Linked DNA regions of Homo sapiens: all the other regions are linked to region 2. Evidence: chromatin loops called from intact Hi-C (ENCODE). Cell type or tissue: A673. All regions are shown on one strand.

The links. A loop is a pair of places that touch in the nucleus more often than their neighbours do. Peaks named below come from ENCODE experiments on the same cell type or tissue, not always from the same donor. Only the 100,000 strongest peaks of a DNase experiment are listed, where the experiment ranks them.
Region 1: it touches region 2 in a loop (3-fold over the local background); 16 of 110 quality-filtered maps call a loop at or near these places.
Region 3: it touches region 2 in a loop (4-fold over the local background); 2 of 110 quality-filtered maps call a loop at or near these places.

What each region holds. Positions count from the first base shown.
Region 1 is chr20:16,799,909-16,807,908 of GRCh38, reverse strand. No RefSeq gene overlaps it. Among named protein-coding and RNA genes, the nearest start is that of OTOR, 56 kb to the right of the region's middle. In A673, CTCF peaks have their summits at 3,775 (motif pointing left) and 5,797 (motif pointing left); DNase peaks (open chromatin) are centred at 2,448, 3,748 and 5,788; H3K27ac peaks cover 1,187 bases; H3K27me3 peaks cover 582 bases.
Region 2 is chr20:17,277,452-17,285,451 of GRCh38, reverse strand. All of the region lies in intron 2 of PCSK2 (proprotein convertase subtilisin/kexin type 2), which reads right to left. All of the region lies in intron 2 of LOC105372546 (a long non-coding RNA gene), which reads left to right. Among named protein-coding and RNA genes, the nearest start is that of PCSK2, 54 kb to the right of the region's middle. In A673, CTCF peaks have their summits at 3,761 (motif pointing right) and 3,781 (motif pointing right); DNase peaks (open chromatin) are centred at 2,731 and 3,781; H3K4me3 peaks cover 360 bases; H3K27ac peaks cover 2,938 bases.
Region 3 is chr20:17,340,660-17,348,659 of GRCh38, reverse strand. All of the region lies in intron 2 of PCSK2 (proprotein convertase subtilisin/kexin type 2), which reads right to left. Among named protein-coding and RNA genes, the nearest start is that of PCSK2, 120 kb to the right of the region's middle. In A673, no CTCF peak of the experiment used is centred here; a DNase peak (open chromatin) is centred at 4,379; H3K4me3 peaks cover 1,005 bases; H3K27ac peaks cover 3,571 bases.

The DNA.
Region 1 (8,000 bases), 480 kb after region 2:
CCAGGATTCTTCTTGAATATTATTTCAGTCTGTCTCCATAATAACTCTGGGAGATGGAAGTGCTGTCCTATGGCACTGCAAGGAAATGGGGCTCAAGAGATTTATTTCATTGCCCAGGGTCACCCAGAAGGGAAGTGGCAGGCTAGGATGTGAACACACATCTTCGACTGGGTTTCCTGAAAGGCAGTTCCTGAGGCAAGCACTTGGGAACAAGTAGGTTTATTTGGAAGGTGATTCCAGGAAGCAGGAGGGAAGAGAAAGAGGAGAGAATGAGGCAGGGAGGGTGGAAATGGCCACTGAAGCAAGATTAATGAGTGATGACTGCTATGGGCAACAGAGTCTCAAGCCAGCTCTGTGGAAGGGTGTGGACTGCACCCAGAACTGGAAGGCTGGGGAATATCGCCACAAACCCTATGGGTTGGCAGCTGCTGCCCCAAGGGGTGTCATTTCACCCTCTGGGGGTGCAGGGGAAAATCCCCACATGCTGAAAAATGTCAGCATGCTGAGGACTGACTGCCACAGGCACTGGCAAACTCAGGTGGTGTTACAGAATCGGCAGGCACGGATGCTTGCTGTGCCATAACAGCCCAATACAGCAGGGATGGCAGCAGAGAAAGAGTTCAGTGATTGCAGGGAGGCCAGGCCAGGGGACGGGAGGGGGCCCTCAAACCCATCTCCCCATGGAGGTCTTGGCTGGGGTTTTTAAGGGGATTATGGGGGCAAGGGCCTAGAAAACTGGGGTTGCTGTTTGGTTGTGATAACAGGAGTGAAATAATCAGGATGTGGAAACTACATTCTTTGGTGAGTCAGCTCCTCGTGGGGTCCTTCAGATTCATTGGCGTCAGTAGTTTCACGAGTTTGCAGGACCTGAAAGAATATCTCAAATAGAAAACTTAACCTTTTGTTGTTATCTATAGAGCAGTTAAGAGGAGCGAAAATCTTTTTTTTTTTTCCCAGGCTGGAGTGCAATGGCATGATGTCAGCTCACTGCAAGCTCCACCTCCGGGGTTCACGCCATTCTCCTGCCTCAGCTTCCCCAGTGCTGGGACTACAGGTGCCCGCCACCACGTCCGGCTAATTTTTGTATTTTTAATAGAGACAGGTTTCACCATGTTAGTCAGGATGGTCTCTATCTCCTGACCTCGTGATCTGCCCGCCTTGGCCTCCCAAAGTGCTGGGATTACAGGCGTGAGCCACCGCCCCCGGCAAGAGGAGCTAAAATCTTATGATAGGGTTTACATGATTCTAGGACAACAGGAAAACAACTACGAGGAAGCCGGGCAGAAGGCAAGCTGACCTACTGATTAGTGCTGAGTGTGCTGCAAGCTTGGTTTATCGTTGTTCCCTTCTTCCTTGATTGATTTTATAAAGCTTACAGGGATGCTTTCAGCAGGACCAGGGGTGCGGGTTAAAACACCCTGGTCATCTGCCACATCAGCTGTGCCTCCAGTGCCCACGGGGTCTGCCCCAAGCTTGTCTCCCACAGTCCTGTCGCCTCCTGATCACACACCAGTGGTGCTTCTTGCTCCACCCTGACTACAGCAAATGCTCCTTCCAAGATGGTCACTTGCAACTCAAACCACCAGAACATCGGAATGTCAGGCTCTGTGTGAGAGAGTTTGAAGGTTTAAAGGGAGTGGTTCTCAAAGAGGCATCCCACACCAGTAACATCAGCATTACCGGAACGTGTCAGACATGCAGATTCTCAGGCTCCTGCTGCATCAAAGCGCTGGGAGTGGAGAACTGTTATCTGAAGTTTAACAAGCTCTGAAGGTGATTCTGATGCACACTTAAGTTTGAGAACTACTGAGAGCAGTCTCTGGTGTTTCCCATAGAAATTTGCACTTAAAGATAGCAACTTAGAAACTTTTCTGAAAATTTAAATGGTTTTAATAGAAAGAGGAAGGGAGGAAGGAAAGAAGGAAGGAAGGAAGGGAGGGAGGGAACAAGGAAAGAAAAGGAACTCATTTGACCATTAAATATAAATCTTGTGTTTGTCATATTTTTGTAGAAAAGAGGTTCTTAACCTGCGGAATCACAAACCTCTCCTGCCACCATGGGTTTCTGAACAGAATTAAGAGAATTCATGAGGGAGAAGCACATTTTTATTTTCACTAAACTCTACTGAAATGTAACATTTTGTTCAATTTGAGTGTAGGTTGATAAACCACAGCAGTACTGGCCATTCCCATGATTTTGTCACCAATAAAACCACAGATATATGCAGATGCATTAGAGTTGTTGCAAATATCTAAAATATTACTTAACTCCTCACTACCTCAATCTTATTTAATGTATTAATTTAAAAAACAAAAAACACATGTATAAGAAAGACAAGGGAAAGATGGGGAGGATAAGAGGGGAGAAGCAGGGAGGGAAGGCAATCCACAGCATAAAGGGAGGAAATACTATGTATTCAGAGTAGTTCCTTTAAGAGAGCTGAACGCAAAAGCAAATGAGAAGTGGGAGGGCCAGGAGGAGGAGAGGGAGGGGGAGCAAGATTCAGCCTAAAGGAATAGGCTCAAGGAAAATCACATTCCTGTGCAAGTAGGTACTGAACATGGACACATACATCTCAGTCAACAATGGTGTGTTAAGTGCTTTCTCTGTTCCAGGCAGGATGCTAAGACCTAGGGAGAAAATGGTAAAACTGGACCCTTTTCTCAAACTCACTTTAAGCTCATCAAACCAGAACAAATATTTTCATCAAGCAAATATGGATCAACCATCTATATGCAAGTACTACTCATGATTATTAAAGATGAGGTCCTGGGACTCACAAAGTATACACTCTAGTTGATCGGTCAAGGCATAAAACAATTCAAAATTACAGGGGGTATCGATGAGCCAGGAAGATGTTAACAAGTTCCTAATCAGCATCCAGACCAGAGCTGTGACAGGGCTGGGGAATGTCGAAGTCAGCCTAGGGAGGTGCCACTTAACCTAGGGGGGCAGTAGGACCTCAAGTTTGGAAAAAGGTGATTAGACCAGCACGGCTGAAACAAAAGGGACATGTAGGACCGTGGAAGTGCTTGCTTAGAAGATTAAACCAGAGCCAAGACTGATGAGGTTCCAACGGCCAGGCTAAATCTAAAGTCCCATTAGCCACAAAGATTAATTTAGAATTAGTGTTTCTTTTCATACAAGGATGCCATTGATACAGAATCAAAAGCGGTTAAACTGTTTTCAATTCCCCTACATGACAAATACTTAATGTAACTAAAAAAATAATACTGCCAGTGGTAGTGTTCATCAGTCATACATATATATAATACATATAAATAGTAAATAATATTAAATAAAATATTAAAATAATAGTAATATATTTTATACAAATATTTTATATATATATATATTTAGAGACAGAGTCTCACTCTGTGGCCCAGGCTGGAATGCAGTGGCAGAATCATAGCTAACTGCAGCCTCGACCTCCTGGGCTCAAGCAATCCTCCCACCTCAGCCTTCCTAGCAGTTAAGACTACAGGCTCATGCCACCATGCACAGATAATTTTTTTTTTTTTGTAGAAACAGGGTCTTGCTATGTTGCCCAAACTGGTCTTGAATTCCTGACCTCGAGCGATCCTCTCACCTCAGTCTCCCAAACTGCTGGACTACAGGCATAAGCCACCGCGCTCGGCTGTTTCTATTCTTTATTCTTCCTTCTTTCCCCACATTATCTGATTGTCTGATAAAGTCAGCTTCAGAAGGTCTGGTGACCATCTATTTAGTTGCAAGCGCCATTCCTCGGTCAGTTGCGAGCTTGGGGCGCCCTCTAGAGGACTAATGAAATACGCCGGCTTGGGGCAGCTTTAAATTTGGGCTGCACAGAGGAATAATCCGGGGAGCTTTAAAAACTCCTGCTGCTGGGCCCCACACTTACAGATGGAAATTTAATGGTTCTGCAGTGTGGCTTGGGCATCAGAGTTTTCTAAAGATCACCCAGATTTATAATAATTCTTGGAATCAGAGAGTGTTGGCCCTCCAAATTTGTTGTTCTTTTTTCAGTGTTCTGGCTGTTCCAGGTCTTTGGCATCGCCATATAATATTAGAATTAGCATATCAATTTCCAAAAGAAAATGCCTGCTGAAGGCTGGATCAGTAAGTCTTTTGCCCTCCCTTCTGCAGCCTTCTGCCTGCTGGTGCCAAGCTGCAGAAGGGAGGACTTACCGATCCAGGAAGATGAGGAGAGATGAGAGAAGAGATGAGAGCCAAGGGAGGATGGATAAAAACAGCCAGCAAAGCAAAAGGCGGCTGGGACTAGGTGAGGGGAGGGACGACAAAGGAAAATAGTATTGCTTGCCATTCCATTGCAAAATTGATTCTATTGCTGTCTTCTGAACTCCCCTGAAATGACCCCACAAAGTGCACAATGCTCATCAATGCTTTCAGCCAGTGGACTTCAGGCAAAATTCAAAGGGGGTGTTGTTTCACGCATCCTAGGGCAAAGCAGAGACTGGAAGTATAAGAAGCCTGGAGACTGAGAAGGCCCTGTGAACATAAGCCTCCCAAAATTCTTAGCCAATCTTTTAGATTGGGTCTTGGACATTGATGAGCCATGGCATTGATGGCCAAGCTAGTTTACCTAGATCTCTGGAAGGCAGGATAGAAGACAATTTGATGAATGACCCATACCAGGGCATTGAACTTTCCTCTCCCATACACACATGAGATTCCTCTTCTGCAGATGAAGAAAGAGCCACCACCCTTTCTCGGCTGGCAGTGGGTAGGAGGGGAGTGAGTGTGAGTTAGCCAGAGTAAGGCTGGAGATATGAAATCAGCAGAAGGCACAGGGATTCCCTTGAAGAAGGCAGAGAAATGAAAATCCAGAGGAAAAATTAGTGAGCCCAAATCAGCACAGCAAAAAGGATTCACATGAAGAACAGGAAACAAAGAAAGAAAAATCAGAAAAGAATATGACTGTGCTCCAGAACTGATATCAGTTGGTAGTGATATCATTACATTTCATATTTCACAGCAACTGTAAATTAGAAGGGATTGATTATTTTCAAGTGCGGGGACATCAATATGGGAGGGAAATATACACATTCTAAGGCATTGCTAATGGTTCTGGACAATTAGGAACAGAGACTTCACAATATTTAGCCGCTAATAATCATAATTATATTCCAGGTGGTTGGGCACTACGTTTTGGAGATGACGCAATTTCTCAGAACAGATTTCCCAGAGAACAAGCTACATAAATAATATTATATAATATTTCATGATACTAGGGAAATGACATCATGTTTAAGACAGCTCCATGGCTGTGAAGTATTGCTCAGAGAACCACTTCTGTAAATTTGGTGAAATAGATTCAGTCTGTGGGCATTGGAGGGTGTACGACTGGGGTCAGGGCCAAGTCTCACAGTAACTTGAAGTTCGTGGCTAGGAATTTTGCTCTTTATGTAAAGAGCAACGAGAGCAGTGGAAAAGTTTCCTTCCGGAAAAAGCTTGACCTCATTTATAGCTGGAAATCCAGGGGTGCTCTCCAGCCTGGAGGTCCGATGCGGAGAGGGCAGCGCTCGCTGCTGCAGGCGGTGCCAATAAACAGTGATTGTTTCCCCTCTGCAGTTTTGAGATCATCCTTTCTTTTGTTTTTCTTGTTTCCCTGCCTAGGTCTGATCAGAAGTTCATTTTGAATTGTATTAAGACTTAGAGATGGTCTTCCTCTCTCTATTGTCTTCTTCTCACCATTAGCTTAAGTGAAAAATTAAACTGATGTAAGTCACCTGTGTGTATTGCAGACCCTGAAGCCTCAAATTTAAGCCGTCAGTGTGCAACATGTGTTAGTGGCGGCATCTCCTGGCGGAAGGTGGTATTGACTTGCTTGTTCTCTAAAACAGCAGTTATCAAGCTTTTTGTTCATAAGATCCCTGTATACTGTTAAAAATTATCGAGGGCCGTAAAGAATTTCTGTGCAAATGGGCCATATCTATCGATATTTATAGAATTACAAATTGAAGCAGAAAATTTTAGTATTTTCTTATGTATTAAAATAACAATAAACCTGTTACATATTAGGGTGAATAACATATATTATTAAAAGTAGCGTTGCTTTCCAAACAATAAGATGCATTGTCTTAAAATCCTGCATATCTATAGCATAGGGCTTAATAAAAGACATCTGGGTTCTCATATATGCTTCTACATTAAATCTAAATATGTTGTTTCTGTTGATTACATGAAGAAAATTTCAACCTCCACAAATATATAGCCTTTTCAAATAATTGTAGATATTCTTTCTGGATACTACAACAAAACTTGACGAGTGATAGTTTCTTGAAGTTGAGCTGCACTGTGAAATCTGCAAATGTGTCAGTGAACTTTTTCTTCACAGTTACATTAAAATCTATTGGTTTCTCTTCCACTTTGCATAGATATTTACCAGTGCATGATTTTGTAACCTTACTTCTCAGGAAAATATGGGCTACTGAGTTATGTAGACCTCCCAAGTGTTAACGTACTACATTACATTGTGCAATCAAAAATGTGTTTAGTGGCCGGGCGCGGTGGCTCACGCCTGTAATCCCAGCACTTTGGGAGGCCAAGGCGGGTGGATCACAAGGTCAGGAGATTGAGACCACCTGGCTAACACAGTGAAACCCCGTCTGTACTAAAAATACACACACACACACACACACACACACACACACACACACACACACACACACAAAAAGCCGGGCGTGGTGGCGGGCGCCTGTAGTCCCAGCTACTCTGGAGGCTGAGGCAGGAGAATGGCGTGAACCCGGGAGGCGGAGCTTGCAGTGAGCTGAGATTGTGCCACTGCACTCCAGCCTGGGCGACAGAGCGAGACTCTGTCTCAAAAAAAAAAAAAATGTGTGTAGTAATTTCATCACTAATCATATCAGAAAAGTCTTTAAGTGAAGAAAATGTCAAGCTCACTGTGGTGAATACACATTTCCTACAATTCTAGTTTTTGCTTGAAAGTTCGTATTTTTTCACCAAGTACCAACTGGTTTTCCTCGAAATGACACATTCATTCTGATTATTTTTTAGAAAACACCCAACACCCAAATCTGAATAACCTTACTTTATCTGTCAGTTATTTCAAGTAAAAATAGCATTCCACCAAAAAAAAAGTGATTACAACCCTCACAACCCTAACAACCAGACAAGAGTTTTTCCTCTGAATGAATGTTGTACTTTGGTGTACAGCAGAAGTGCTCTCTGCACACTTCCCATTTCATCATGCAGATAATTTAAAAGATACATATTTATGGACCAATATTTAATAAAATTAATAGCTTTTACCACTTCTTCAAGAAAATTTGTCAGTTTCACTGACAAATTTAAAACCCAGTCAAGACACCTCAACGATGAACTCTCCAAACCCTTGATTATTGTTGTATCCATTACAGTTTGGGGTAAGAACAGAACCCACCCTGCTTATTTTAAGCAGGGAAGGATTTAATACAGACATTTACAAAGTCACTGCTGAACCTAAAGGAGCACATTCTGGGCTGGGCTTCAGGAATCATCAGCTGTTGGAACATTGCAGAAGCGACCCACCAGGGAAACTACCGGCCCAGAGACCACCCCTGGAGTTCTCCCAAATTCGAGAAGCCACTGGTGTCTATGGGGCCAGAAAACTCAGTAGTCTTTTGGCAAGATGCTTCAGAATCTCCTTGTTTCCCAACAGATTCAGCCAACACGTATGCAGGAAGATGCTTTCACCTCATTCCTATGATCCAAACATCATGTGAGTCAATCTAATCACAAAGCTTAAGTTGCTTCCAGAACTCTAACGGCAAAGAAATCTGAAAAATACAGTGTTTGGCTTTCAAACCTCTCAAACTTAGAAGGAAGGTTAAACGAAGATTGAGCAAGTCAATTCATTGTTCTAGATGTACTCAACAGTAATTTTCTCACAAAAGTCAGTGGTAACAAATGGCCGATTACCACTTTTTATCCAAATGATGGAGGCTGTTTCTAGAAAATATATACAGAGATTTCTATTTTACGCTCTAACCATTGGTTTT
Region 2 (8,000 bases):
AACTATGACATTATCCAGCCTTCTGAGAAATCGGGAGACAGAAATAACAGCCATTTTCCAAGCAGGTCAGTTTTAATTATCAATCGACATGGTAATAAAGTTCCTTCTGCTGTATTCCTTACACAAAATAAGTAGCCTGACATGACTTGATGTTAACTAATCAGTTATTTTTCTATTGTTCTATTTCCCTGTTCCCACCCGACAAGAAAAAGTAACTTTGAAAAATAATGAATACATCCTTTGTTCTTTGTTTCTGCTTTCTTCAACCCTTCTTGAAGCCATCCTCACAGGGTTAAGAAGAATTCTGGACAGAAATATAGTTATAAATAAGAGTAAATAATCAGCCTTCACTTTTACCCACTTCCTTGAACCTGATAGTCACAGAGCACTGATCCTGACCACTGGCATCCCCATTGTTCCTATAGATAAGATCTCTGACATTAAAATCACAAGACTTTTGTTTAAGAATTGCTTAAGGTGTTTTCCAGATCCTGAATTCCAGCAAAACAGTTGTTGCCAACCAGTTTGAAACCCCCCACAGAGTAATGAAATCAGAGTGAGAATATAGTTTCTTTATCTCCCTGTCCCATGACTTCACTCTGTACTCTTCACCCCGTCAACAATCTCCATGCTTCAGCCCACTCCATAACCCTTAAAAACTCTATCCCCAAACTCCTTGGGGAGACAGATTTGATTTTCCCTCCCTCTTCCTCATTTGGTGGCCCTATGGTTAAATCTCTTCTCTGTCACAATCCAGTGTCTTGGCATATTGATTTGCCATGCACATCGGGCAACAAACCTAGTACAATTACATTCTCTGTCTAGAAAGCCAACCTCTTCTGCTAGGCTCATTGGAACACTTATTCTATTTTATGGAATTAAGTGTTGACCAATTCTAAAATTGCTATAAAGCCCAGCGAGATCTTTAAACTAAATTTGTTGTAATTTGTCCTTTGACAATAGCTTGTGCATGTCTGCTCTCCCTCACAAGGAAACAACAGAGAAAATGGATCAGATAACTCCTGCAAAGTAGAGCCAGTGGTGATGGTGGATGGAGTGGACGAAAGCCATTGCCAATAGTGTGCTGTATGTCACAGTTAGCAAAGCATAAGGCACAGTTCCAGATTAGATGTGCCTTGTTAGTGATGGAGCAGTCAGAGTTCATGTATACGGGGCCAAGCCTGGTGCTGCTGAAGACCTGGATGTGACTGCTACTCTTTGACTGTTAGCTCCATAAACCTCCATCTCTCCATTTAGTGGGAACAATGTTCCCAAGTGAGAACAATGATACCTTTCTGGGCCATCTCACACAGTACTCAGAAGATGACAGAGCTTTGTTAACTCCCAAACCAGATGAGATGGCAATGGTGGGGGTGGAGTTGATATAACAATGCCCACAAAAGTCAGGGCTACATGGATTCCTGTGAACGATATAAATGTAAATGAAGAACATGGCTGGAGTCACACTCATTAGATATGGGAAATGTGGATTCTGGCCATGGCTCCTGCAATGACAAACTGTCATTTGGCAGGCTTGTTTTCCTTATTTGTACTCATAAAGAGAGGTTTGTGTAGAGGAGAAGTGGATAAGTAATTTCTACTCTAGCTGACGTGGGGCTGAGCAAACATGCTAGCTGGATTTAGGTAGGTAGGGTAAGCAACGTGAAGTGATGATACCTGAGATGGAATTGTCCCCTGCCTTTTTCTCTAGCATGACAAGTTGCCAGTGACTTAGTTCTTCGGTGCAGGAAACTGAAGTCTTAACTGCGTTTCAAAAAAATGCTCACTCTTGAACTCATACAGTGGCCATATGCTGGCTTGAGTGAGAGATGATTAGAAATTAGGCCTGACCTAAGAAATCTTTTAATCACTCACATGATTCGTAGGTACTTAAGGTATGGAAGCCCAGCCTCAGCACCCCATCCATTTAGTCTAGCTCTATGTGTGCTCATCAAATTCGACAGTTCCTTCTGGAGAGTCTGAGGCTGTTTCTGTGTGTAACCTTCATTATGGGGTGTTGGTAAAATGTGCTCCAAGTAAGATTCCAGTTTATCATGCAAATCCTAGACATCACTCTGTGCCTTTTTGAAATCTCCTTAAAGATTCAAACTCACCCTGAATGCCCCCGCTTGTGAATATCTTTTCCCTTTTAGGTCTTTCTACAGAATTTAGCTAATTATTCTGTAGTCTCTTTACCTATCTATTCATTTATCTACCTACTTATTTATATCTCTATCTATCATCTTTCTATCAGGTTTATTTATCTGTGTATCCACCTATCTCTCCATCTAGCTTTTATAGCATCTTTTGCCTTTCTGTTTGAATGTAGTGTTTGAGGTGATCGGATTCCCTGCCCAGTTGCTAAATGGAGCATGACCTACCAAAGGTGTTCATGGCAAATGGTTCATCAGTTAACTGGGATAATGGAGTCTAAGCCACCACTCTTAAGCCTAACTCCCTAAGATCCCCAATCCTAACCATTCTTTATACAAGGCCATGAACAATGAAGAAAAGTCTTACCCTAGAACATAGAGAAATAAGAAACTAAAGATCTGAATAATCTTCAAATCCTGCCAGCTTATCTACAAGCCTCCCTCAGACTCATTCTCCCCAGCCTGTGTTATTAACAGAAAAAAAGATAAAAGGTGTCACTTTATTTACAAAGAGAAAAGCCTGGCATAACCCTTTCTTTTTTTTTTTTCACAGCGTGTGTGCCCTTTCAAAGGAAATACTTCCACTAATGAGTCTCCTTTGCTTGTCCGTTAGTTATTAGGCACTTCCTAGAAAAAAAAAATCTCTTTCCTTTAATTAATGTGGCTGTTTTTTAGGCCTCCTTTGGAGATTATCTTTTTATCCTGAGCTACAGAAATAAGATGAGGAGGAGGTATTATGTTGGCATGAACTTATCTATAATTGACGTGACAATGGGGAGCTTTCCTCTTTCTTTGCTTGAGTAAGCTTGTCTTTGAAAAGATCAGACCATGGGCTAAAGTGAACATTTGGGTCAAAAACAAGCACAACCAATGAAATAAATCGATATTTCTTCTTAAAGCTACAGAGGACTCAGTGCAAATGGCAGACTAAGAGCCACTTCCCATGTCTTCTCCCTTCTTTGAACCCTTTGATATTAACATACATATGTATCATCCTATAATATGATATGCAGAATATACATATATATACATATGTGTGTGTGTGTGTTTATGTGTGTGTGTATGGAGAGAGAGGTAGGGATTGTCTGTCTGCCATTTGTGCAGATACACAGCTATATAAACATAAATCCATATATATATATGTAAATATATACATGCCTATATAGACATCCTTAACTGCATTAGAAAGCAAAATGGGTGCCCCCAGTGGAGCATACACCATGAGAAACTCCTGAAAGGTGGAGTCAGACTAATAGAGAATATTCCAGGGTAGGAGAGAACTGTTATGGATTGTGTGAATGGCACTGGGAAGGTCAAAGATTAAGAATAATATGGGGAAGGGGAGGTACCTAAGGGCAACAGTCAAGTGGCTTACTGGGACATCATACTAGGTAGGAATGGCAGCTTCCCTGCAATTCCCAGAGAGAATCTTTATCCATAGGTGGGACCAGTAAGCATGAGAATCAGGTGAGAGTGGCAGGGCACTTTCCAGAGGGTTCAGAAACATTCCCATTCCTGCAAGAAAAGGTATCAGAACACCTGGCTTGCTGCATAGGCTGGCCATGGCCTGCAATTGCTTGGCTAACATACAGCATTCACTGGGATTCACAGCAACCAACAGGGGGCAGCAAACATAAAGGTGAGAGTATGATAAAAGGTGGGCCAGGGATGAGAAGCCATACCAGCCAAGTTAAGTGGGCAGATTAATTAGAATAAAGAGAAACAAAACATTTATATATGGTTATTGGCATGCCCAGACCAAGCAGCCTGAACTGATACAATAGCTGAGTGAAAGGTCCTTGTAACATTCTCAGCATCACCATGGGAACACTGGTAACATAGTAAGGGGTGGAACTAGTTGTATATAGCACCCACATTTGGGATCTAGTCTTTACCGAGGTTTGCTCCCAAGGGACAGGAGCACCTGACCTTAAAGTTCACTGGCTTTCCTTCTGGACTGCATTCTTCATCAGGGCCAGGAGAAGTGTTTAGATAAAAAGGGAGTTCCAGGAAGGCTGAAGTTAGGTATGGGGTCATTGTCGATAAGGGAGAAGCCTAATTCCATTGCACAGTTAGGAGGACAAAGAGGTTGTCTCCAAAATCTGCCTAATAGATGGGTAGTCAACGTGGATGGTAAATCAACTGAGAAATGTCACATGCCCAGTTTGACCTCAGATGGAGAGTCTTGAAGGTGAACCTCACCTGGGTTACTATACTTTCAAGTAAAAATATTTGCTTTTAAAGGGAGAAGAAAGAAGTCTCCAGGAAAAAGAAGGAGAAGGCAAATATGGCGGGAGATCAGATTTGGTTGCAAATTATAGTCATATTGCTTGAAAGACCTTCCAGACAAGTGAAAATGCAGTGGATAGAAAGGAACAATCCACTGAGGTTGCTGAAAAGCAAATCGGAACAACTGATTTTTGCAGCAGATACGGGCCTCCACATGGTTGGTGTGGGAGTTTATCATTTGCCACACACTGTCAGATATGCTTATTTGGCCAGCTAGAAAGACAAAAGGCACATGGAAAGTGCCAATTAATTACTCAGCTATCATTTTGATCTTAAACACCCAGGCACTAGGTGTACCTCATTATCACTTCCTGACTTGGGGAATTAATGGAGAATCTTCTATTTGTCTTAGGTAGAGCTAACAGATGTTAGAGCATTTCCCTACCTAAAGAATTCTGGAACAAAACTACCTTCTTATTAGACATGGCCCACTATATGTAGCCATAGGTCCCTTCTGACTTTTATAACTTCCTCTGGGTGACTCTGAAGTTGAGAAGGCTCTGCCACACTTTCTAAAACACAAGGGCCTGTGTCTAACTTCCACATGGCATCATTCTGGGATAAGGCATAATTACAAGACCAAAACACAAATTTGACCCATCAATTTCACTTCTGACAGCTATCCTAAAGAAACAATTATATTTGTGCACAAAGAAGCATGCAATGTTGTTTATGTAGTGAAAAGTTTGAAAGAAATTTCCACCATAGTATATCTACATTTTGGAATCTTATGCAGTCATTAATAAGAAAAATTCAATATGTGTGTACTTATAAGTCAAATTCTCTAAGATATACTACTAAATGGAAGAAAGGAATTTGCAAAATAGTATATACTATACAATTCAATTTTGGTTAAAAAACTCTTACCACAAAAATTAAACTCTCTATTTCCATATGTGCATGTATAACCATGTTGACATATAATAAAATGTCTGAAAGCTACACATTAAATTGATAATAGTGTTTTCTTCTGCGGAGGATATAAGCTTGATTTGGAACAAGTGTGTTTTTTTTTTTTGTCTTCTACATTTGTTTGGATGTTTAGCATAAAAATGCATATATGCATTACTTTTGTAATTAAAAATAAAATAAAAAAATAAAAAAGTGTTGTTTTGAAAACACTTATTGAATCAACACTTCAAGAATACAATCAGCAATTTTATCAGAGAAACAAGGATATTTGCATGTGGATGGGCCACACACTTTTTTTTTTTTTTTTTTTGAGACGGAGTTTCGCTCCTGTTGCCCAGGCAGGAGTGCAGTGGCGCGATCTCGGCTCACAGCAACCACTGCCTCCCGGGTTCAGGCCATTCTCCTGCCTCAGCCTCTGGAGTAGCTGGGATTACAGGCATGCACCACTATGCCCAGTAGAGACAGGGTTTCTCCATGTTGGTCAGGCTGGTCTCGAACTCTGGACCTCAGGTGATCCACCCGCCTCGGCCTCCCAAAGTGCTGGGATTACAGGCGTGAGCCACCACTGGGCCACACACATTTTAAAGCTTTGCAATGAATACTCAAATGTCATGTCAATAGAAACATAGCTTTCATGGAAAAAAATGAACTTAAACAAAAAAATCAAATAAGAGAAACGAGTTTCACTACAAAATGCAGAGAACTAAGAGCAAATTCTAGAGAGAAAGAGGAATACCAGGAAACAGGAATTAGAATGATCTTGACCTCCCAATGGCACCATTGTAGGCAAAGATAACAGAGAAACACTTGCAAATTTCTGAGAGATGTTTATTCCCAACCTAATAGTTGATAACCGTCAAACTATTAATTGATTTGAACGCAGATTAAAAGTCCTAAAAAGTCGCCTCTCATGAAGGACATTCTGCATCGGAATGCGGAAATAATCTGAGAAAGGGAAATGAAGGGGTTCCAGGAAAGAGGAATCCAACACTATCCAGCCAACAGGGAATTCCTGGGATAATAGTGAAGGAAGTGCTAGGGTAAGAGGTGTGAGCTGGTCCAGAAAGCAACCACTACATCGTGAAGTCAAAGGATGGTATCTCTAGGGTGGATGACAACCAAATAAAGCAATGGATCGTTTAGGGGATGCGTTTGACCATACTGAAAAAATTTAGGAAACTATTAGACAATGTAGGGGAAAAATTAGACATAAGGAGATAGGAAAGTGAGCAAGTTAAAAAAAAAAAGGCAACAGAGGTCTTGCTCTGTTGCCCAGGCTGGTCTTGAACTCCTGGGCTCAAGCAATCCACACACCTTGGCCTCCCAAAGTGTTGGGGTTACAGGGCCATTATTATTTATCTATTTATTTATATCATTATTATACTTTAAGTTTTAGGGTACATGTGCATAGCGTGCAGCTTTGTTACATATGTATACATGTGCCATGTTGGTGTGCTGCACCCATTAACTCGTCATTTAGCATTAGGTATATCTCCTAATGCTATCCCTCCCCTCTCCTCCCACCCCACAACAGTCCCTGGTGTGTGATGTTCCCCTTCCTGTGTCCATGTGTTCTCATTGTTCAATTCCCACCTGTGAGTGAGAACATGCGGTGTTTGGTTTTTAGTCCTTGCAATAGTTTGCTGAGAATGATGGTTTCCAGCTTCATCCATGTCCCCACAAAGGACATGAACTCATCATTTTTTATGGCTGCATAGTATTCCATAGTGTATATATGCCACATTTTCTTAATCCAGCCTATCATTGTTGGACATTTGGGTTCATTCCAAGTCTTTGCTATTGTGAATAGTGCCATAATAAACATACGTGTGCATGTGTCTTTACAGCAGTATGATTTATAGTCCTTTGGTTATATACCCAGTAATGGGATGGCTGGGTCAAATGGTACTTCTAGTTCTAGATCCCTGAGGAATTGCCACACTGACTTCCACAATGGTTGAACTAGTTTACAGTCCCATGAACTGTGTAAAAGTGTTCCTATTTCTCCACATCCTCTCCAGCACCTGTTGTTTCCTGACTTTTTAATGATCACCATTCTAACTGGTGTGAGATGGTATCTCATTGTGGTTTTGATTTGCATTTCTCTGATGGCCAGTGATGATGAGCATTTTTTCATGTGTTTTTTGGCTGCATAAATGTCTTCTTTTGAGAAGTGTCTGTTCATATCCTTCGCCCACTTTTTGATGGGGTTGTTTGTTTTTTTCTTGTAAATTTGTTGGAGTTCATTGTAGATTCTGGATATTAGCCCTTTGTCAGATGAGTAGGTTGCAAAAATTTTCTCCCATTCTGTAGGTTGCCTGTTCACTCTGATGGTAATTTCTTTTGCTGTGCAGAAGCTCTTTAGTTTAATTAGATCCCATTTGTCAATTTTGGCTTTTGTTGCCATTGCTTTTGGTGTTTTAGACATGAAGTCCTTGCCCATGCCTATGTCCTGAATGGTATTGCCTAGGTTTTCTTCTAGGGTTTTTATGGTTTTAGGTCTAACATTTAAGTCTTTAATCCATCTTGAATTAATTTTTGTATAAGGTGTAAGGAGGGGATCCAGTTTCAGGTTTCTACATATGGCTAGCCAGTTTTCCCAGCACCATTTATTAAATCGGGAATCCTTTCCCCATTGCTTGTTTT
Region 3 (8,000 bases), 63 kb before region 2:
ACCCTGATGACACCTTCATCTGAGACTTTTACCTCCATACATTTCTGTTCTTTAAGCCACCCTGGCTGTGGCCCCCCATATGAGAGCCTTCGCAAACTGACACGACACTCCAGCAGTCTAGCTAGGTACTTCTCTAGCGTACTGTGCTGCTCCTCCACTCCCATGTGTACTTTGGTTGTGGTGAGGATCAAAAGTGATGGTGCATATAAGCACCTGGCCCACTGTGTGAACTCAAGAAATGCCAGCAGTTACTTCTATAATTTTGCTAATGTTTTTGTAATGTAGAAAGGCAGTGGGGTAGTGACTTCCCTTGTTCCAAAACACCTCAAGCTAGGCTCATCTCACTCCAAAGCTGCCCAGATGCCTGGACTTTAATCTTCTTGCTCTTAGCTAACTGAAGACAAAGCAAATCAAATGTGAGAAGAGAAGCCAGCTGGAGTCCATTCCTAAGTGTGTCCTAAATGCAACACAAGTCCCCATCTGCATGAGGGGCATGTCTCCACATCTTTTTGTTAGACTTTCTTTCTTTCTTTTCTCTCTCTCTTTCTTTTCTTTTCTTTCTTTCTTTCTTTCTTTCTTTCTTTCTTTCTTTCTTTCTTTCTTTCTTTCCTTTCTTTCTTTCTTTCTTCTTTCTTTCTCTTTTCTCTCTTTCTTTCTTTCTCTTTTTTCTCTCTCCTCTTTCTTTCTTTCTTTCTTTCTCTTTCTTTCTTTCTTTCTTTCTTTCTCTTTTTTCTCTCTCCTTTCTTTCTTTCTTTCTTTCTTTCTTTCTTTCTTTCTTTCTTTCTTTTTTCTCTCTCCTCTTTCTTTCTTTCTTTCTTTCTTTCTTTCTTTCTTTCTTTCTTTCTTTCTTTCTTTCTTTCTTTCTTTCTTTCGTCTATGTGTCTTTCAGCAGTTTTAGGTTCACAGCAAATTGAGAAGAAGGCACAGAGAGTTCCACATATCCTCTGTCTCCTCACATGCACTGCCTTCCCATTATTATCAACATCCCTGCTGGAGCACAGCGTGCATTTGTTACGCGTGCTGAACCGACACTGACACATCGTCATCACCCACGGTCCATGGTTTACATGAGGGTTCACTGTTGGGGCTCTAGCTTTTCTGCCTTTGCCTTTGCAATGCGGTGTGTTATCTCAGTGTTTGAATTGATGAGCTGGACACAGCTCATCAAGCGAGAAACCCCCAAAAGCGATTGATGGAAGTGATGTGGGAGATTATGGAAGAAAAAGGCCTCTCCAAGGGGCTCAGATATTCTAGTTCATCTGCTTTGCCGCCAACTGCTGGCTTTGGTTGTCGAGATCCAAACAGGGATCTGGAGAGGAGAGAGGTCTGCGGAGGGAAGACTTGGCCCATGGCAGTCAGATGCCAGGAGGGAGGGAGCAGGCAGCAGACAGGGAGTGTGCCGGCTTAATTGCTTCCTTGAGCAGGAGATATGACTTTTTGGAAAGCCCAATTACAGGCAAATTACACAGCTTAAGTTTTCAAAGAATACCAAGTTAAGCCACGATTATGGCTGAATGCACAGTATTGATTGCCCTCATTTAGAGAGGTTGGACCATCTTGCAAGAATAAAGATGATCAATTGAGGAGGGAGGATATGGCTGCATGCCTCTGACCACAGTTCCAGTCATTGAGTCTTAGTGACAAGTATTAACAAATTGCTATCTATCATCTAAAGCTCTGGATACAAGGTATACCGTGAGATAAATCAATGTAATTAGGGAGGGATCAAAGATGTTTCTTGTGGAGCGAGGTGCCAAGGCAGCCAACGAGAACCCCGAGAAAGTGAAATCTCAGCTTCTATATTGGTTGGAACATGTGCATTGCAGCCAGGGCTATGCTTGTTTCCAGGGTGGTGGGGCAATGTTAGGAGATGGATTTAGGAAATTATATTAAGGAAAAGGATATTAAAAGATGGAGGCTCTATGCCAGATATTACGGCAGGAATGGTTAGACTGGGGTGTACTTGACAGGACAATTTTCCAGAGAAGCTAGAAAGTCCCTAAATGCTGTTCTTGGCCAAAATGACATGTTCCTCTCAATGAGTGTCTCCTGAGATGTAAGTGCAGTAAAGAAGCAAAGCTAGCTAAGCCTCTTTAATACATGAATAGCTTTGGCCATGCACATTGTAGCACCCCAAAGAGCCTGCCTGGGCCAGGTGAATGGCTCTGTTTTCCATTGCAGGCAGGCTAAAGGGCCTCAGTCTAATAAGGAGAGCTCCTGGGAGGACAAATGGGAGGAGGAACAGAAGGATGGTGGGGAGACGAGGAGAAGTCTCTGTCCCTCTTCACTCCAGCTGTGAACAGTCAGTGTCCCCACATCTGACCAGTGCACTCAGCACTACACCTCCCTGGAAAGGCGTTTGGGGGTGAGAGGTAAAGGGGAGCCAACAGCGCCCACAGAGAAAGTGCTCATGGCACCTGGCTAGGAATGAATGGCTCCAGCACCACCCAGGAATACAGGTTCCAAAAGCTTTGTTCTTGCAAAGCCTCCTTCATTTTGTTGATTCATGATCCAGTTCTGCTAGTGAACCAGAAGGAGGATGCTGGGTGGGGATGTGTCTGGATTGCCTAGTTCCCATTCTGTGCCGGAGGGGGGCCTCATTAATGTGCTTCTGGAAGGCACAGGTGGATCTGACTGAAGAAGTTCTGCAGTTTCATTCAATTATGCTGTATATGGCCAGCAAGCTTCAATGGAAAGAGCTAATAGCATCAAGGTCATGTGTCTTGGTCCTGTGGGTCAGTTACCTTGACTCTGTTTCCATGGCCACAGGCTAATGATGGTACCCCAGCCCCAGCTGCTCCTTTACAGGTGTGTGTGATGAAAACGGGGGAGATGGGTGGGTGGAGAGTATTCTTGATTTGATCCAAAGTCATGACTCTCCTGAATGCTAAAGACTATGCCCCAAACCGTGTGGTTCAGTGAAAGAGCACCGAATTTCAAGTAAGAAAGAACTGGGTTTGGGTTCTGAGGTGGTTTGCTTCTGATTTGTGCATGTTCTGAGGTAGGGCCTCAAATTCTCCAGGTTGTGCTTTCTTCATCCAGACCATGGGTTTGGCAAGTCTAGTCTGCTGACTGCTTTTGTAAATAAATTTTTTGGAACATAGCTATGCCCATTTGTTTATACACTGCCTATGGCTGCTTTCACACTGCAGCCGTAGAGTTGAGTAATTGCAACAGAGACCATATGGCCTCAAAGCCTGAAATATTTGCTCTCTGGCCCTTTACAGAAAGTTTGTTGATTTCTGGTGTATAGCACGGACATGATGGAATTCTTGACCTCACAGGCTTATTGGTGAGGATGACATGAAATAAACTTTTCTTGTTGAGAATAATGAAGCATACTATAAATGTCACTGGCTATAATTATAATGGTCAATATATTCATGAAATCATTTCATCGTCAGAGTGGAAGCAGGGGCAGCATTTGGGTAGTACAAATCATGTGATTTGAGGGGCACAAAGAAAGCCTCCAATGACCCATATCACCTCCCCTGAGCACACGCACACTGACCACACTCCTGCCATGAAGGGTTAAGCTTTAGTTTTGAGCACTCATTATCCAGGCTGATTATGTCTCTATTTGAAAAGATTTGGAAAACAAGTCCTCTGGGAAGGGCAACACATCCAGGTGTTATCACTTACCCACACTTGTGCATGAAGTCATTAATTAGGCAGCTTTTTGCAAAGATGCTGGTTGAGATTGTTCGAGGAAGGAACAGGAGTTTATGGAAAAGGTAATTTTGAAAGCCTTGGGCAGTTTCCTGCAAGTCAGGGAGAAATGCTACTGAAATCAACAGCAAAGGATCCAGGGCTTAGGTTGGGCACCATCACAGAAAGGAGGACTAAGACAAAGGAAGTAAGAAGGCACTGGGAAAAGAGCCTTCCAAAGTTATTTGTTTTTCTAGGCACATTTTTTATGCTTGGCATGTGTTTGGCATGGAGGGATACACCCACCAGTTATTTGCTATAACAAAGGTTGCAGTATTGTTTCTTGTAGGTTTTCAATGGGGAACAAACAAGCTGTCTGCTACAGAATACAAATGAATTCTTGAAAATTCCTGATCTCCTTAAACCTTCTTCAGAGTGTGTTAGTTTAATTTTTGGATGAGGACAATGAACTAAAGAGTTAAGAGGAGAGAAGATTCACTTCCTCAGTTCTTTCTTCTTCAAGGACATCTGTTTTTAATCTTCCTCAAAGGTTAGCCCCTTAGTCAACAGTGGTGCCTTGTCAATTATTTCCTCTTGTTCATATTTCATGCATTGCCAATGGAACAGTTCCAGGGTGACGGTAGAAAAAAAATGTGTGTTGAAATTGCAATTGGCATATGTCTGAAATATTTGGGGGCTGGTGACTGTGCCTCCCCAGCACCAGGCAGCTGGAGAGTAATTCATATGTCAAGCCAAGCAGCCCACGAATGACAAAACACCAACAGGGAATAAAGGTCAGAGCGATTGATTCTTAACACACTTCTACTTACGCACAGAGCACCCGATGACAGGGCGTTAATGAGCCCCAGCACGGTGATGCGGAACAAATGAAAAAAGTAATGAATCGACTTTGCAATAGTGCTCCTGGAAGATACAGAACAATCCATGCTCTTAGATTAGCCTTTGAGAAATACCAGGAGAAAGTGGCTTTTCATCCTGCAGTGGGCAGTTTTCTGTGGCTGCTGTAACAGATGGCCACCGACTTAGTGGCTTAAAACAACACAAATTCATTCTCTTACAGTTCTAGGAATCAGAGGTCTAAAAGCAGGGTGTCAGCAGGGCTGTGCTCCTTCTAGAGGCTCTTGTAGGGGGCAGGGATTCTTTTTTTGCCTTTTCCAGCTTCTGGAGGCTTCCTCATTCCTTGGCTTATGATCCCATTTCTCCATCATTAACGGCGCAACAGTGGATGAAATATTTCTTGTATGATATCACCTTGACTTTCTCTTCTGCCTTCCTCTTGTAAGGATACTCGTGATTACATTGGGGCCATTCAGATAATTCAGGATAATCTCCCTGTCTCAAAGCCAGCTTATTAACAACTTTCATTTCGTCTAAAACCTTAACCCCACCTTGCCATGTGGCATAACATATTCACAAGTTCTAGGGCTTAGAATGTGGGCATCTTTGAGAAGGTCATTATTCTGCCTCCCGCATGCAGAGAGAGAGCTAATATTCATGCTGGAGAAGTGAGGTTGGTTGCTGACAAGTTCTACTGAAGATATCTGTGCAGGGATGAAGCAGCCCTGTTTCATGGCTGGCAGATAGTGAAAACAGAGGCCACCCTCAGGAGGACAGCTACATGTGGGTTATACTGTTTTCTTAGATGAGTCAAATTGAAGCTACTAAAACCATCCAATTCCATTCATTTCCACAAACATTTAAGATGGGCTTTTTAACTATCAGATGTTTTGGTGGCCACTGGGAATTTGTAAATAAATGAATCTGTCTCCCAAATGTAGTTGGTGTGCGTTGTATGAAGTTCAGCTACAGATGCAACATGTATTTTTTCTCATGCAATACAGAGAGTGCTGAATAAAGGGATAGTGAGAGTCAGTCTCTGGAGAAGGACTGTCTAGGCCCACATACTGAATCTACCACTTGCTAGTTGTTTGGCCTTAGTCAAGTTTTTTAAGCTTTCTGTACATTTGTTTTCTCATCTGTAAAGTCAGGATAATTATAGCAGGAACCTCGCTGTGTTGTGATAAAAAATAATTGTTGGCTAGGTGCATGGCTTATGCCTGTAGTCCCAGCACCTTGGGAGGTTAAGGTGGAAGGATTCCTTGAAGCCAGGAGTTCAAGACAAGCCTGGGCAATATAGCAAGACCCTATCTCTACCAAAAAAAAAGAAAAAAAGGAAAAGAAAAAGAAAACAATTAGCCAGGTGTGGTGGTGCGCACCTATAGTCCCAGGTGCTTGAGAGGCTGAGGTGGGGATCACTAGAGCCCAGGAGGTCAAGGTTGCAGTGAGCCATGATCGTGCCACTGTACTCCAGTCTGAGCAACAGAGCACGACCCTGTCTCAAAAAAAAAAAAAAGTTTATTAAAGAGCTTTATAGGCGAGGCCTGGTGGCTCATGCCTGTAATCCCAGCACTTTGGAAGGCTGAGGCAGGTGGAGCGCTTGAGTCCAGGAGTTGAGACCAGCCTGGACAACATGGTGAAACCCCATCTCTGCAAAAAATACACAAATTAGCCAGGCATGTTGATACATGCCTGTAGTCCCAGCTACCAGGGAGGCTGAGGTAGGAGGATTGGTTGACCTCAGTGGGGTGGAGGGTGCAGTGCACGGAGATTACGCCACTGCACTCCAGTCTGGGTGACAGAGAAGGACTCTGTCACAAACAAACAAACAAGCAAAGAAACAAACAAGAGCGTTATAGATTGCTTAACACTAAATGCATTCTAAATAAGTAAGCATGGAATAATAACACCATCTCAACAATGTTTCTTGGAATGTGTGGGAAGAACTTCTGAATGATGCTAATTTTGCTGTATGTGTGTGTGTATGTGTAATTTGCTGGTGCTGGGTGTGACACACACCTTATCACTCAAGAACATTTACAGTATGTAGTCCACTCCTTAAACTGTCTACTCCAATTCTCCTTCTTGTAAAATGGGACTGGATAGTGCTTCATACAAACAAATCAAAGAAAATCAATTACCCCTGTGGCCAGGCTAAACTTACAGTTTTGGGAACACATGGTTCTCACTGAACAGCAGCTGAAGCAGGCTGGACAGGATTGGAAAGATGCAAAAATGCATATTGCACATGTGAGTATTGAGAGGTGGCCCTGGAGCATGTTCATGGAACACTGTGGAAAAAAAAAGTTGTGGAGATAGATTTTTCTGTAAACAAGTCTGACTTTTGAGAGCACATGTGGTTATTCTACTCTTGTGTCTGTCCCTCTTAAAAACAGTTTTCTGCCAGAATCATTTTTCTGAAAGAGGCTTCTGGATACTAACTCCTTGCCTAGTGCTCTTGAGTTTCTCACTGAAGTACTCAAGACACGCCATGAAAAGCAGAACTCATAGTCCATCTGCTGCTAGAATTCAAAAGAATTGCTGCTAAGTAGTGTAGCTATTCAGTGCGGCTGAATAGATAAACACATTTGACGGTCCATCTCTGCAGGGTTCCTGAAAACAAGGGAATTTTTCAGCAAGACCCCTTCTTTGAAAGGGTAAACATAAAATAATACGTAGACATATACATTTCCAAAATACACAGCTTATGGAAAGGAGGTAGATACTGGGGGCGGCCCGCTTCACTTCGGGAGCTATAAATCACAACTTTCAAGTGTGTGAGTGGAAACATAAGAACCCTGGTGGATTGTCATTTTTTAATCACTTATTTGTTCAGAATGTCAGAGAAATATGCAGTAAGGGTAGGAAGAGATTCAATTTAAACCCTGCAATCTTTTATTTTATTTATTTATTTTTGAGACAGTCCCGCTCTGCCTTCCAGGCTGGAGTACGGTGGTGCGGTCTTGGCTCACTGCAACCTCTGTCTCCTGGGTTCAAGTGATTCTGCTGCTTCAGCCTCCCAAGTTGCTGGGATTACAGGCATGCACCACCATGCCCAGCTCATTTTTGTATTTTTAGTAGAGACATTTTGGCCAGGCTGCTCTCGAACTCCTGACCTCAAAGTGATCCACCTGCCTCAGTCTCCCAAAGTGCTGGGATTACAGGTATGAGCCACTGCGCCCGGCCAATCCTTTAAACATTGGGAATTTGGCAAAGAACTATGCTCTTCCAGTGCTATCTCTCAGGAGGTGACTTAGTTAATGGACAGATCAGGGACAACCCAGCAGTGAGTCTGGTGGTGAATTCTGGGTTTGGGTAAAGCTTATCTCATTTAAAAATAAGTAAGCCAGAAAAAAGAAGCCCACATAGGAGAGCTGGAATGAAAAATGCAAGGAACAGGGGAGGGGAACATTCTGCTGAAGATTCAGGGAAAAACACTGCACTGCAAAATAACTAAGCGTAAGAACCAGAAGAAATTCCTTGGTGTATTAATT